Regions from separate parts of the Homo sapiens genome. Here region 2 is linked to region 1. A link is a contact called in ENCODE Hi-C or POLR2A ChIA-PET data. All regions are on one chromosome and are shown on one strand. The core of a region is the stretch at or near the end of the contact, and the rest is flanking DNA. Distances in the headings are between cores, read along the strand shown. Region 1 overlaps MIR3681HG (MIR3681 host gene). Region 2 has its middle 130 kb from the start of TRIB2.

Evidence for each region. Hi-C counts contacts between places; a loop is a spot of excess contacts on that map. ChIA-PET counts read pairs that join two places held with the same protein, here RNA polymerase II (POLR2A). Pooled maps may share reads with other maps.
Region 2: a map with no recorded cell type shows a loop between it and region 1 (9-fold over the local background). The contact joins two enhancer-like sites. A Hi-C loop is called at or near these places in 8 of 37 single-sample maps with no recorded cell type and 7 of 50 pooled maps. POLR2A ChIA-PET finds 5 or more read pairs at or near these places in 1 of 52 experiments (PC-9).

The regions. Positions count from the first base shown.
Region 1 is chr2:12,427,267-12,433,246 of GRCh38, forward strand. The region is part of intron 4 of MIR3681HG (MIR3681 host gene); the gene reads left to right. Among named protein-coding and RNA genes, the nearest start is that of MIR3681, 230 kb to the left of the region's middle. Within about 2 kb of position 3,610, at least 7 of the 41 ENCODE cell types and tissues checked have a DNase peak (open chromatin) inside an H3K27ac peak, as active enhancers do.
Region 2 is chr2:12,585,610-12,591,589 of GRCh38, forward strand. No RefSeq gene overlaps it. Among named protein-coding and RNA genes, the nearest start is that of TRIB2, 130 kb to the right of the region's middle. Within about 2 kb of position 2,787, at least 8 of the 41 ENCODE cell types and tissues checked have a DNase peak (open chromatin) inside an H3K27ac peak, as active enhancers do.

The DNA of each region.
Region 1 (5,980 bases), core at 2,360-4,859:
GCCAGGACAGGCACTGCCTCCTGGGGCCTCCAGTTCATAAATATTGACAGGGTATACCTTAGATTGAGCCATTCTTTATCTATCTCTAGGTTATTGGCCCACATTTGGGGTTAATGCTTAGCATCATGAAGAATGTGCTTTTCTCTGGACTGTGTGAGCACCCTTAGAGGTCTATCTCGGTCTGCTACAATTGGGTTTGGCATATGGAGAATTATCACCCTGATAGGAGATGATTTTGAATTCTTTTTACATTCCAATTTTTTCCCCTAAATGTGTTCCAATTAGTCTGTGTTGTTGGGCACCGCAATTACTGTTTATTTTTATTCTATGTTTTTCCAAGTTAACTAATTATAAATTCATAGTGTCTCTGGGCTAGGTTGATAGTGGGAAAAATGTATTGCAGAATCTCTCAATTGTGGCTGCTTGAGCTCCAACCACACACAAAAAGAGAGTCTATCAATTGTATGGGAGAAAAGATTTAGGCTCAAAAAAGAAAGGTCACTTTTTCAAGACCACCCCGCATGTTAGGAGCTGTGCCCCTGACAGAACATGGGCATTTGCCTCCTCTGTCCCATGCTCTTCCAGCCATGTCTTCCCCACTACCCCTGCCAGGGCCTCAGTGAAGCTTTCTCCATCATGCTTCAAAAATCAGTGTCTGTCTGTGTACTAGGTCATCTGTTCATTCGCATTTTTATTCACATGTATATCCAATACTTAATGGGCACTGGATGCTGAATGGGCATGTTTACCTGCTATCTGACTTAGCCCTGACAACAGTACTACCAATTCAGCATTTCAGCTCCACTTTACTAATGAGGAAACTGGAGAATGGGGAGAAAAAAATGGCATTTCTCAAATCACACAGTTCGTAAATGGTAAACCTATAATTCAAACTCAGGTCTGCTTTCTGCTCGAAAGGGTGCCGTTCAATGCCAGATATCATGGCTCCACTTCTCAAAGGAAGCACAACTTCTAAACAGGTGGGCCCCTCTTTTGCTCTTCTCCTGCATGTACACTGGGTAGATTCAAAGGTGTCCCTCATTTTTTCCATCTTCCATGAGGGATGTCCTAATCACCCCCTTTCCACAGGATCATTCTCTCTTCCATCCTGGCCTGCAGGGAGCAATTTGCACACCCTCCCCAGTGACTTCCCCATCCTCCAGCCCCATCCTGGTGAGGCCCTGGAGTTCTCACATTCCTTCCCACTGGGCCTCACATGCTCCCCTTCCTGCAGCTCTTTCCAGGCACCCCCGCCCTCACAGATGTTTACATGTTCAGGCTCCTTTCTGCCACAGGGTAGCCTTGGCCTCTTTCAGGAGATTGCTCCATATAATTGTTTCTAGCGCACAGCTGGGGACAGGCCCAGCCTTTCTCCCAACCTTCCCCCTCGCCCCCCGACGGCTTCTGAGAGCTGGATGTACCAAGAAGCCCACTGGCTGGCTCAGACCCACCCTCATGACTGAGCCAGTCCTGACCCAGTTCGAAAATATATCAGGCCCATGATAGCACTCAATTCTAACTTTCCATGTGATTTAGACAAATCACCAGACTTCTCTGTGTGCTTCCTTATACTTCAAGTACCAATTCCAATACTTGCTTTATAGCAGAGGGAGGCAGTGAGCATCAAAATAGGTTTTAAAAACAACAGTGATAACAACAGCAGCAAAACATTAGGCACAGGCACATTGTTTTTACTGATGAACTATGGGCTGCCTGTCACACATTGGCAATGGGGAGCTGAATGCTAACCAACCATCCCTGCCCCCAAGGAGTTCATAGCCTCAGGAAAAAAGAATAACAAAAACCAGCCACGTGAACAATGAGCTCTGCAAAAAGTCTATATGTTTATAATACTTGCAACTAAAAGTCATTTCATTCCACAGCCTCTTTTGAATTTATTTTTATAACAACCCTGCTGGGTACATGCTATGAATATTCCTCTTCCAACAGAGGAAACTAAGTCCTAGCAAAATGGAATCATGAATAAGAGCAGAGTCAGGATTTGAACGGAGGGGATTTTGCTGTTGCTTTTTGTTTGTTTTTGTTTTGTTTTGTTCCTAAAGCCTTTCATTGCTTTTGATCACTTTTCAGCCCAGAGTCACAGATGGCTGTGCTTTTCCATCCGGGCCACTTAATCTGATGGTAATGCACCATTTCTAAGAAGAGTTCTCTACTATTTCCCATGATATTTCCTTCCAAGTTGTTGACACCATTCTGCAGATTTTGATGCTGGTGGTAAATTCTCTAATGAAGACTATTTGCTTCATTGATGTCAAATTACTGCCTTACTGCTCTTATTTTTTGCCTTTTTGTGCACACAAATAGATTTTTGTTTTAATATGGAATCATAAAATCATCTCTTCAAATATATTTTAAACGCAGTTAAACTCAGTATGTGTAATACTAATCATATAACCTAATGAACTAAAGTGGTGATAATGTGTACAACTCTGAGCCCACATGTGACCCCAGTAGCAACTACATCGCAATTGCCACCACCTGGCTAGCAGCAATTTTAAGATGCATTCTGATACAAAAGATGCTAAAATCTGAAAAGTACATGATTTAGAATACACAAAACACAGTATAGTTTTTTCTTTTCCTTTTAGTAAGAACTCTGGATTTTTTTTTTTGGCTAGCCTGTAAGATCCTTTGAAAAACTGGGTCTCACATATGCATACTTGGCATCTAGGATGCAAAAGAAAAATACGGGAAGCGGGAAGCTACAGTGTGCCAGAAATAGGTTATCCATTGCCACATGTGTTGTTTAGTTGGCTTATTACAATAGCCCAAGGGTAGCCTGCACTTTCCCCACTTTACAGAGTGTTTTTTAAAAGTATACTGGGTACACCTTACATAGCTTAAGACACATAAGAGGCATTCAATAAATGTGTGCTGGTGAAATGAAAGAATATGTAGAGATTAAATAACTTGGTCATGTTCAGGCAGTTAGTTGACATTGAATCAGAAAATTGACTCTTGACTGGTCTGACTCAAAGGCCCATTCTTTGGCAATTGCTAGTCTGGCTCCAAGCGGGTGACTACGAGGTCTGGCAACTAATGGGAGACAAAAATATTTACTGTGTCAGTTAGAAGGAAGAAGGAAGGAAGGAAGAAAGAGAAGAAGAAAGGAAAAAGGAAGGAGAAGAAGGAGGAAGGAGGAAAGGGAGGAAGAAAGGAAGGAGGAGAGGGAGGGAAGGACAGAAGGAAGATCGAAGGAAGAGGTGAAAAAAAGAAAAAAGAAAGGATGAGAGAAAGATAATAAGAAGCAAGAAAAAACAGAAGTAAAAACTGAGAAAAGGGAAGGGAAAAGGGAACGAAAAGACAGGCAAAATGGAAAAAGAGGAAAATGAAAGAAAAGGAAGAAAGCAGGGAAGAAAGCTGTCAGTAATGGCTAAACATTAAGAAACTGGATTAGAAAGATAGTGTTTTTGCAAAGCCAATGTTGGCTTTCCTCCAGATTTCACTAGTTTTACAGTTATTCTAGAAAGTTCTCTAAACATCAAATTTTGAAGGAAGGAACCAACACTGCAACTGCTACTTGTTTTCAGGTTCTTGACCAACAGAGGCTTAATGAGTAATGTATTTGCTCAAAGTGAACTGAGGAAAGCAGTACTTAAGAACGCCTCTCACTGGTCAGCTAAGTGAGACAGTAAACCACCCAGGACGTTATATATCCTGTGCATATGTTTAAACCGGTGACTTGGGAAGAAACTGAAAGTTACTTTGTATAGTGAAACTTCCAGGCATAGTTTACTCAGTCTACTCAATACTGAGATCTAAGCCTAACTCCACAGCACCCGTGGGAGTGCTCTTTAAAGAGGAAGATGAGCTTTGAGCACTTTTTTTTTTTTTTTTTTTTTTTGAGACAGAGTCTCGCTTTCGCCCAGGCTGGAGTGCTGTGGCACTATCTCGGCTCACTGCAAGCTCCGCCTCCCAGGTTCATGCCATTCTCCTGCATCAGCCTCCCGAGTAGCTGGGACTACAGGCACCCGCCACCATGCCTGGCTAATTTTTTTTTTTTTTTTTTTGTATTTTTTACTAGAGACGGGGTTTCACCATGTTAGCCAGGATGGTCTCGATCTCCTGACTTTGTGATCCGCCCCCCTCAGCCTCCCAAAGTGCTGGGATTACAGGGGTGAGCCACTGCACCCGGCCAACTTTGGGCATTTTAACCACAGTTCAGCATAATGAGAGAGATGGTGGCTGTTATCATAGGCAGAGATTTTCTTTCTCCTTCATTTCCATTACTCAATTAATTCTTGCTTTTGTTCTGTGTTTGTTAAAGTTGCCATTAAGGTCAGAAAAATTCTTTATATAGAAAACAAAACAACAACAAACACCAGTGTGGTACTGGAGGAGTACTGGAATAGGAGCCAGGAGGTCTTGGTTCTAATCTTGCCTTTGCTACAGGTTTGCCACCTGACCTTGGACAAACTGCTTTATCCCTCTGGGTCTCCTCACAATCAAAATCCATGAATATTTAAGCTGTGACACATTTGGAGACGCACTGCTGAACACATAATATTATTATGCAGCCCAGTGTCTCAGAGTTGCCATCCATAGTCAAGGAGAGCTTTCTATACTTTCAGAAATAGCATCTCGTTTTTAGATAAGAAGTTTTAATTGAACTATAAAGGAGTAATATGCATTTCTTTTCTTTCTCCATTTTTCCTTTTTTCTGAGGCAGGGTCTCGCTCTGTCACCCAGGCTGGAGTGCAGTGACAGGATCACAACTTACTGCAGCCTCGATTTCCTAGGCTCAAGTGATCCTGCAACCTCAGACTCCCAAGTGGCTGGGACTACAGGTGCGCACCACCACTCCCAGCATTTTTTTTTTTTTTGGTAGAGATAGGGTCTCACTATTTTGCCAGGCTGGTCTAGACCACCTAGGCTCAATCAGGTATCCTGCCTTGACCTCCCAAAGTACTGGGATTACAGGTATGAGCCAGGGTGCCCAGTAGTAACACCCATTTCTGATAGAAACTTTGGAAAATATGGACAAAAGCAGGAGAGAAGGAAAAGGTAATCCTGTCATGCAGAGGTAACCATGATTGTTTTGATGTACTTTTGATAGTATTTTAAATATATACATTTATAAGCATATTGGGGAACATATTATATTGAGATTTTTAAAGTTTTTAAAAATTATTTATTACTGTAAACAATCTCCTATGCAATTAGTCTTCAAAAAATGATTTTTAGTGACTGACCACATAGGACTCCATCAAATGGATTAAGTGTAATTAATTTGAACATTTTTCTATTCTTGGTCTTTTCAGTTATTTGGGTTACTTTTGCTATTATAAAAATGCTGTGGTGACTACATATTTGGAAATATGAACGTATTCATGCCTTTTCAAATAACAAATTGGAAGGATAAGAATTACTGGGTTAAAAAACTAGGCCAATTTTAAATTGTCCTGCAGAAAAGTTGCAGCAATTTATCTCACCAGAATGTTCTGAGGATGTTATTGTACACCTGCTTACCAATGTCAAGGAACATGTAACAACAGCAATAAGAAAAACACAACACATTCTCTAACCTACTGAGAGCAGATTTTATTTTACTGATGTGTTTATATTCATTTCACTGATTATTCGTAAAGTTAACGTTTTTATTTCACATTTGCTTGCCACTTGCAAGACTTCTTTTGTAAAGTGCCTTTTGTATTCTTTGAACACTTTTCTATTAAGGGGGAGTGGATGTTCAGGCTTTTCCTATAGCTTTAAAGCCCTTACATGATGAGGATGTAAAACATCGCTATGCTTGTGGTAGATTTTTTTTTGCCATATTTTATTTTATTATTGTTTAAGGTGTTCTGTTTATAATATCTAAGGAAATATATTTTTAGGACAGAAGTCAAATTCCCTGAAGGCATGGAAATATAGCACTTCCCACCAGAAATACATTCTTTTGGTATTAGCACAGAGCTTTTAAAACAATAAACATGAGATTCACATCAGAATTGTCTCTCTC
Region 2 (5,980 bases), core at 1,537-4,036, 160 kb after region 1:
TACGTCTTATCTCATATAAGAAAAAACTAGAAAAGAACAACAGAAAACAACAACATGGGCTGTATGAAAACATTCTGACACATGACAAGGTGAGACATAGCAATAAAGATTCAGAGAAAAGCAAAATAATTCACTACAAATGGCAGAAAAAAAGTAGAATGCATCTGCTTTGTGTTCTCAGTATATAAAAAAATATTGTTGCTATGAAGTAAGACAGAATTTGTGTTGGTCAAGTGGAAAATAAGGTTTTAAAGGAGCTGGCAGAGTTACGGAGAAAATGTAATTAAACTACAATATGATATCAAAAAATAAAATATACATTGGAGACAGTAAACAGCTGAATTTAGACTTGTTCAATCACTGATGAATGCAAGGTCAGCAAACAGTGGTTCACAGGCCTAATCTGGTACATCCCTGTTTTTATATTGCCCATGAGCTAAGAATAACTTTTACATTTTTAAATGGTTGAAAAAAAAACCCAAAGAAGAATAAAATTTTGTGGCATACGGAACTTATATGAAATTCAAATTTCAATGTCATGCATAAAGTTGGATTGGAACACAGTGCCACTCCCCCATCCATTTACATATTATCTATAGCTGATTTCTGGATCCAAAGGCGGAATATTTGGAATAGAGATCATATAGCTCACAGAGCTAGAAATATTAACTATTTGACCCTTTAGAAAGAAGATTTGCCAACTTCTAATGCAGAGGACTTATTAACTAGAGAAACATGTTCTCAAAAGTGACATTTCTTTTTTTCTTTTTTCCTTTAGTGCGGTTGTGTTATTAACTTGAAATGCAGTTTGGTTACTTTGTTTCTGTTCGCATTCCATGTGGAGTTTTTTTCTTCCGTTCTTATTAATTATATTTGCGTATGCAAAATATTAATATAGTTCTAAAAGTCAGATCTAGTAGGTTCTTGAAAACTGGACTTCAAGCTAAATGATGTATAATGAAACCAACTTTACCACAGGCTAATTGATATAAATAGGACTTAAGTTCCTGCAGCATATTTCTAATCACAAAAACATCATCAAACTTCTAAATAAAGAGCAAAACACTTCTAATATTAAACATTGAAATTAATATGAGCTATGCACATATTTAAGAAAGATGAATAAAAACAAGTAATAGTGCTCAATAAATACGTGTGTCTTCATTCTGCTATCTTATAGAAGCATAGTTAAGAAATATACAACAACTAGAAGTCAGTCTTGGGGTGCATTAGTTGTATATAACAAATGTACACAGATTTGGTAACTTAAAACAACACAGATTTCTTATCTTACAGCTTCCGTGAGTCAGAAGTCCAGGTACAGCGTAACTAGGTTCTCTGCTCAGACAATCAAGGTGTCTACTAGGACTGTGAACTCATCTGAGGCTTGGCATTTTCTTCCAAGCTCACTGTTAGTTTGCAGAATTCAACTCCTTGTAGTTGTGAGACAGAACTCCTGAGGTTCTAGAAGACACCTGTCATTCTCTGTCATGTGGCTCTTTCCACAACAAGGCACCTGTTTTAAATGGCTCGCCTGATTATATCAGACTCACTCAGGATAATCTCTCTTAGACTACCTCAAAGTCAATTAATTAGGGCCCTTAATTACATTTTCAAAATCTTTTCACCTTTGATGTATAACTGATCTAGTTACAGAAGAGATACCCTTCCTATTGCTCCTACACTCAAGGGGTAAGTATTGTACAAGGATGTGGGCCATTGGGGGTCACTTTAGAAGTCTGCCTGCTGCATGGGCTCTTCCCTCATTGTGTGCCTCCTCGGGCTTGCATGCTATCTAGAGGACCCAATCATCCCACAGAAGAATGATGTCAGCAGGAAAGGCCGGGAGTAGAGTGTATGTGCACTGTGTAGCCTGTGAGTAGACCTGGTTGGCTTTGTGACCTCAAGTAAGTCATTTCAAGTATATTTGCTTTTCCTATTGGGAGTCAATTCTCCATTGGGTTTTCCCATTTCTGAAGGTATTGCAAGCAGAAGCACTAAAAGATAACTATATTTTCAAGGATGTTTGTATAGCAAGAAGCCTTGGAAGATATAGATAGCATCATCCTCCAGAGTAGAGGGTAAGTTTGTTAAGTGCCAGGTAAAAGAAAGATAATGTCTTCCTTCTGGGAAAAAATTCCCACAAGTTTGCTTGCAATCTAGTATAAAAGATTTGAGTTCATGAGATTGGAGTTCCTCATTTGTGATGCACACCTGTGCATGCAGCATTCACCTGAGTCCACTTTTGTGTTGCCTCCATTAGAAGTTGGAACAAGGCGAACCAATGCAACCATGAAGTTTATGCTGCTGTCTGTGTTGTAAACAATGGTCCTTTGTCTCTGGTCCAGGAGTCTCATTTCTTCTGCCGGCACTCATGAACCTGCAATAGCTAACTTGCCTGGTTGCAAAGAAAAGAAAATCTCAGATATTCCATGGTTCTTAACATTTCCCCATAGTACCTTTATATGAGGGGTGCTTCCAACTTCACTTGCTTAACACCATGACCTATGGTCCTTCTAACTCACCCTCTAGTATCACTTCCTCCTTGGAAAGTTTCTTAACTCATCCCCTTTCTTCTAGAAAAAGTCATTCACACTCTCTTCCACACAGTACTTCCTCCTTCCTCCTTAACCACAGTTTCACTTTCCAGTTTCACTTTTCAGTTACCTATGGTTAACTGCAGTCTGGAAACATTAAATGGAAAATCTCAGAAAGAAATCATGTTGTAAATTGTGTGCCATTGTGAGTAGCATGATGAAACCTTGTGCTGCCTTGCTCTCTCCTGCCCAGCACTTGATTCATCCCTCTGTCCAATGTATCCACACTGCGTATGCTCCCGGCCTGTGAGTCACTCAGTAGCCATCCCAGCTCTCAGAATCACTGTCCTGGTATTGCAGTACTTGTGTGCAGGAAACCTTGTTTCGCTTAATAATGGCCTCAGAGTGCAACAATAGTGAAACTGGCATATTGTGATCAAGGTTCTATTTTATTATTGTTGTTAATCTCTTACTGTGCCTAATTTATGAGCTAAACTTTATCATAGGTATGTATGTACAGAAAAAAGTGTAGTATGTATAGGGTTCAGTACCATTTGCAGTTTCAGGCATCCAGTGGGGGTCTTAGAACATATTCCATAGAACATATTCCCCACGGAAATGGAGGGACTACTGTATTACCCTTCCACTTATGCCATAAAGGTCAGATTAAAAGGAAAACTGTCTTCCCCAAAACTACACATCATTTTGAGAATAAGGAATTGCAACATATCTAGTTCTATATAAAATCTACTATAGAGGACTTTCCCAAATATTTTACTTTTCAAATCAGATTAGTATTTGGAGAAGAGACATTAACATGAAGCAACCTCAGTAAACATTGGTATTGGATCTCCATAGAAGTCTCTTAACGGGATTATTAACAAAGGGGGCAAAGAAATGTAATTTAGGTGTAATTATTTCTCTGGGGATTGGGAGTTGGTGATGACCTCCCAAGTTCATTTCTTGCACGTTGTCACAAACAAGGATATCAAAACCACTTTAGGAACGCAATTGGGTAAGAGATGTATGTTGCAAAGATCATGAATAGTAAATAGAAACTTGTGACTTGGGAAAAAACTTCCAGTGACAACCTTTTATAAAGATTCAAGAAGATCTGCCTCTCAAACCTAAATAAAGATTAGGCGCACTAGGTGACTCAAAGAGCGCTTTGATTGACAAGGAAGACATGATACTGAGGAGACAGGATGAGTTCAAATAAACTTGCATCAGGAAATGAGCAGAGAAAAATTAACATACTTTACACATGATTGAATGTTAAATGTGTAGCTATTTTGAAAGGTAGATATTTTATTATTTGGCTACCTTAGTTATTTGTAGAGACATTGTGTGTGTGTGTGTGTGTGTGTGTGATCCTATTTTGCACTTCCTGACAAGGAACCTGTGGCTGTCGTTATATTCACAGCTCTGCTGTATTCGGTGGTAGTTAGTAAACGTTCCCTGCATCTTGCACGTGATAGACAGTCTCCACTTCTGAATGAGATGAAGTTAGAGATCATTGTATCCTCAACATTTTGCATCCTATTTGACACACGGTGGTCAGAAAAATTCATGTTGAAAATTAAATTTTTCACCTGAGACATCAATTTTCATCTCTATAAAATAAGGTGATTTGAGCAACCAATCTCCACTGTCCTTCTGGGCTCAGAGGTTCCAAGAGTCCTTCATCTAGAAGCTGCTGGAAATCAGTGCTGTAACTGGCTGCAAATTCCTGTGAGAAGACTTCGTGGAAGTCTCCCCTCAGAGGCCTAATCAAGAAAGCCTTCTAGGGCTGAAAGCCACCTTTGTGACACTGCCCCACCTCCCCCCCTTGCAAAGGGGCCAGGGTTTCTGTGGGAAGAAGGGAAGCTCATGCTTTATGGCATGTTTTGCTAATGTGACAATCAAAGGCCTTCCAGGTGTTAATGGTGGCAACGGTGCAGAAAGCCCAGAGTGACATAATTCGGTTCTGGCTTGTGTTGGTCTGATTGCCTTTTTTGGCATCAGCTAACTCTCAGTTTCCTTTCACCTTTTGGTTGAAATGAACCGAGTGAGCTGAGGCGAAGTTTCCTAGGATTAGGATGTAAACCTGATCTTCCTGTACCCCAGATCCCAGGGCTGGAAATCAGCTGGCTGAGGAGAGGGAGGTGGAGAGGTGGGCAACTACTCACCCCATGGAAGCCACAGCTCTCACCATGTTTAAGAGAGACTGGAGAAGAAAACAAGGTCCACAGAGTCTCCTAATTACAAACAAGGGCCTGTCTCTTCTCATCCACATTAATTAATGCTGTTGCCTGGCTTTGCTTGTACAGAAGCTGAGTGGCTTATTCCGCCTTGCTCATGAAATTCTCAAGTCAAAGCATTCTGCTCGGCTGGCCATGGTGCCTGGCAGCATGGGGACAGACCTTCCCAATTATCACCTCCAGAATAAACCTATTCAGTTCTCTGCAAAAACAAATGACATCAGCAACAATAACCACGCAATCACACTGGCATTTACTTCTACCTGAAATGCATTCCCTGTAATTCAAAACAACCTAGTACAGTGGGCAGGAAAGGTGTTGCTATTTGCACTGGCGAAATGAGAACATGAAGGCCCGGGGGAGCAAAGCAACCTCCTGGGGATAATAAAGTGCATCAGGCAGACTGGATCCTGGTCCTTGGTCTTAAACTCTCAGAAGGAGTAGACTTTCTTATGAAAACCACTTCACTTGAAGTCACCCCAGAACTGAATTTTCCTCACTTTTTCTCAGCCCGTGGTATGGGAAGAGTAAGGTGTTGGGAATGGGTTAGCTATATTTAAACACTAATTCCATGGTTTACTAACTGTGTTATTTAGCATCTCATAAGGACAGTTAATTTATCTATAAAATGATCATAATAATGCTTTTCTCATGGGATTTCTGGATTATATAAATGCAAAAATATAAGTACTTTTAGATACTTAACAAATATATGAGTTCCTTTTTCCTTTCTTTAAGGGACACAGTCCTTCACCATCAGCAATTTTATTTACAGATCTCTCAAATGGCAGGGCTACAGAGAAACATATGAAAAATAATATATTAAGCTATGGGATTAAACATATCATGGAGGGTGCCATGGTAGGGAGGACTTCATATTTTTGAGTTTTCAGTCCCATCACCAAAAAGGATAGATAGGCCCCTCTCTTACCACATGCCAGCTTCTCTTTGGCTGTCAATCTGCAGTTCCATATTGCAGCCTCACTTGTCAGAGATTAGGGCCTCAGACACCAATAAATTCACTGGTTGTTGCTATAAAGGCCTCTGAACAAAATGGGACATGACAAAGGAAACTAATGACAACTTTCCATTCTACATACCATTGCAGGCTGGAGCTCAGACTCCCAGAAACATTCCCTGCACTGAAGGAACCTCCAGTTCTCAGGACCCACTCTTCATTCTCCTGCTCTTTGGGCAGAATGC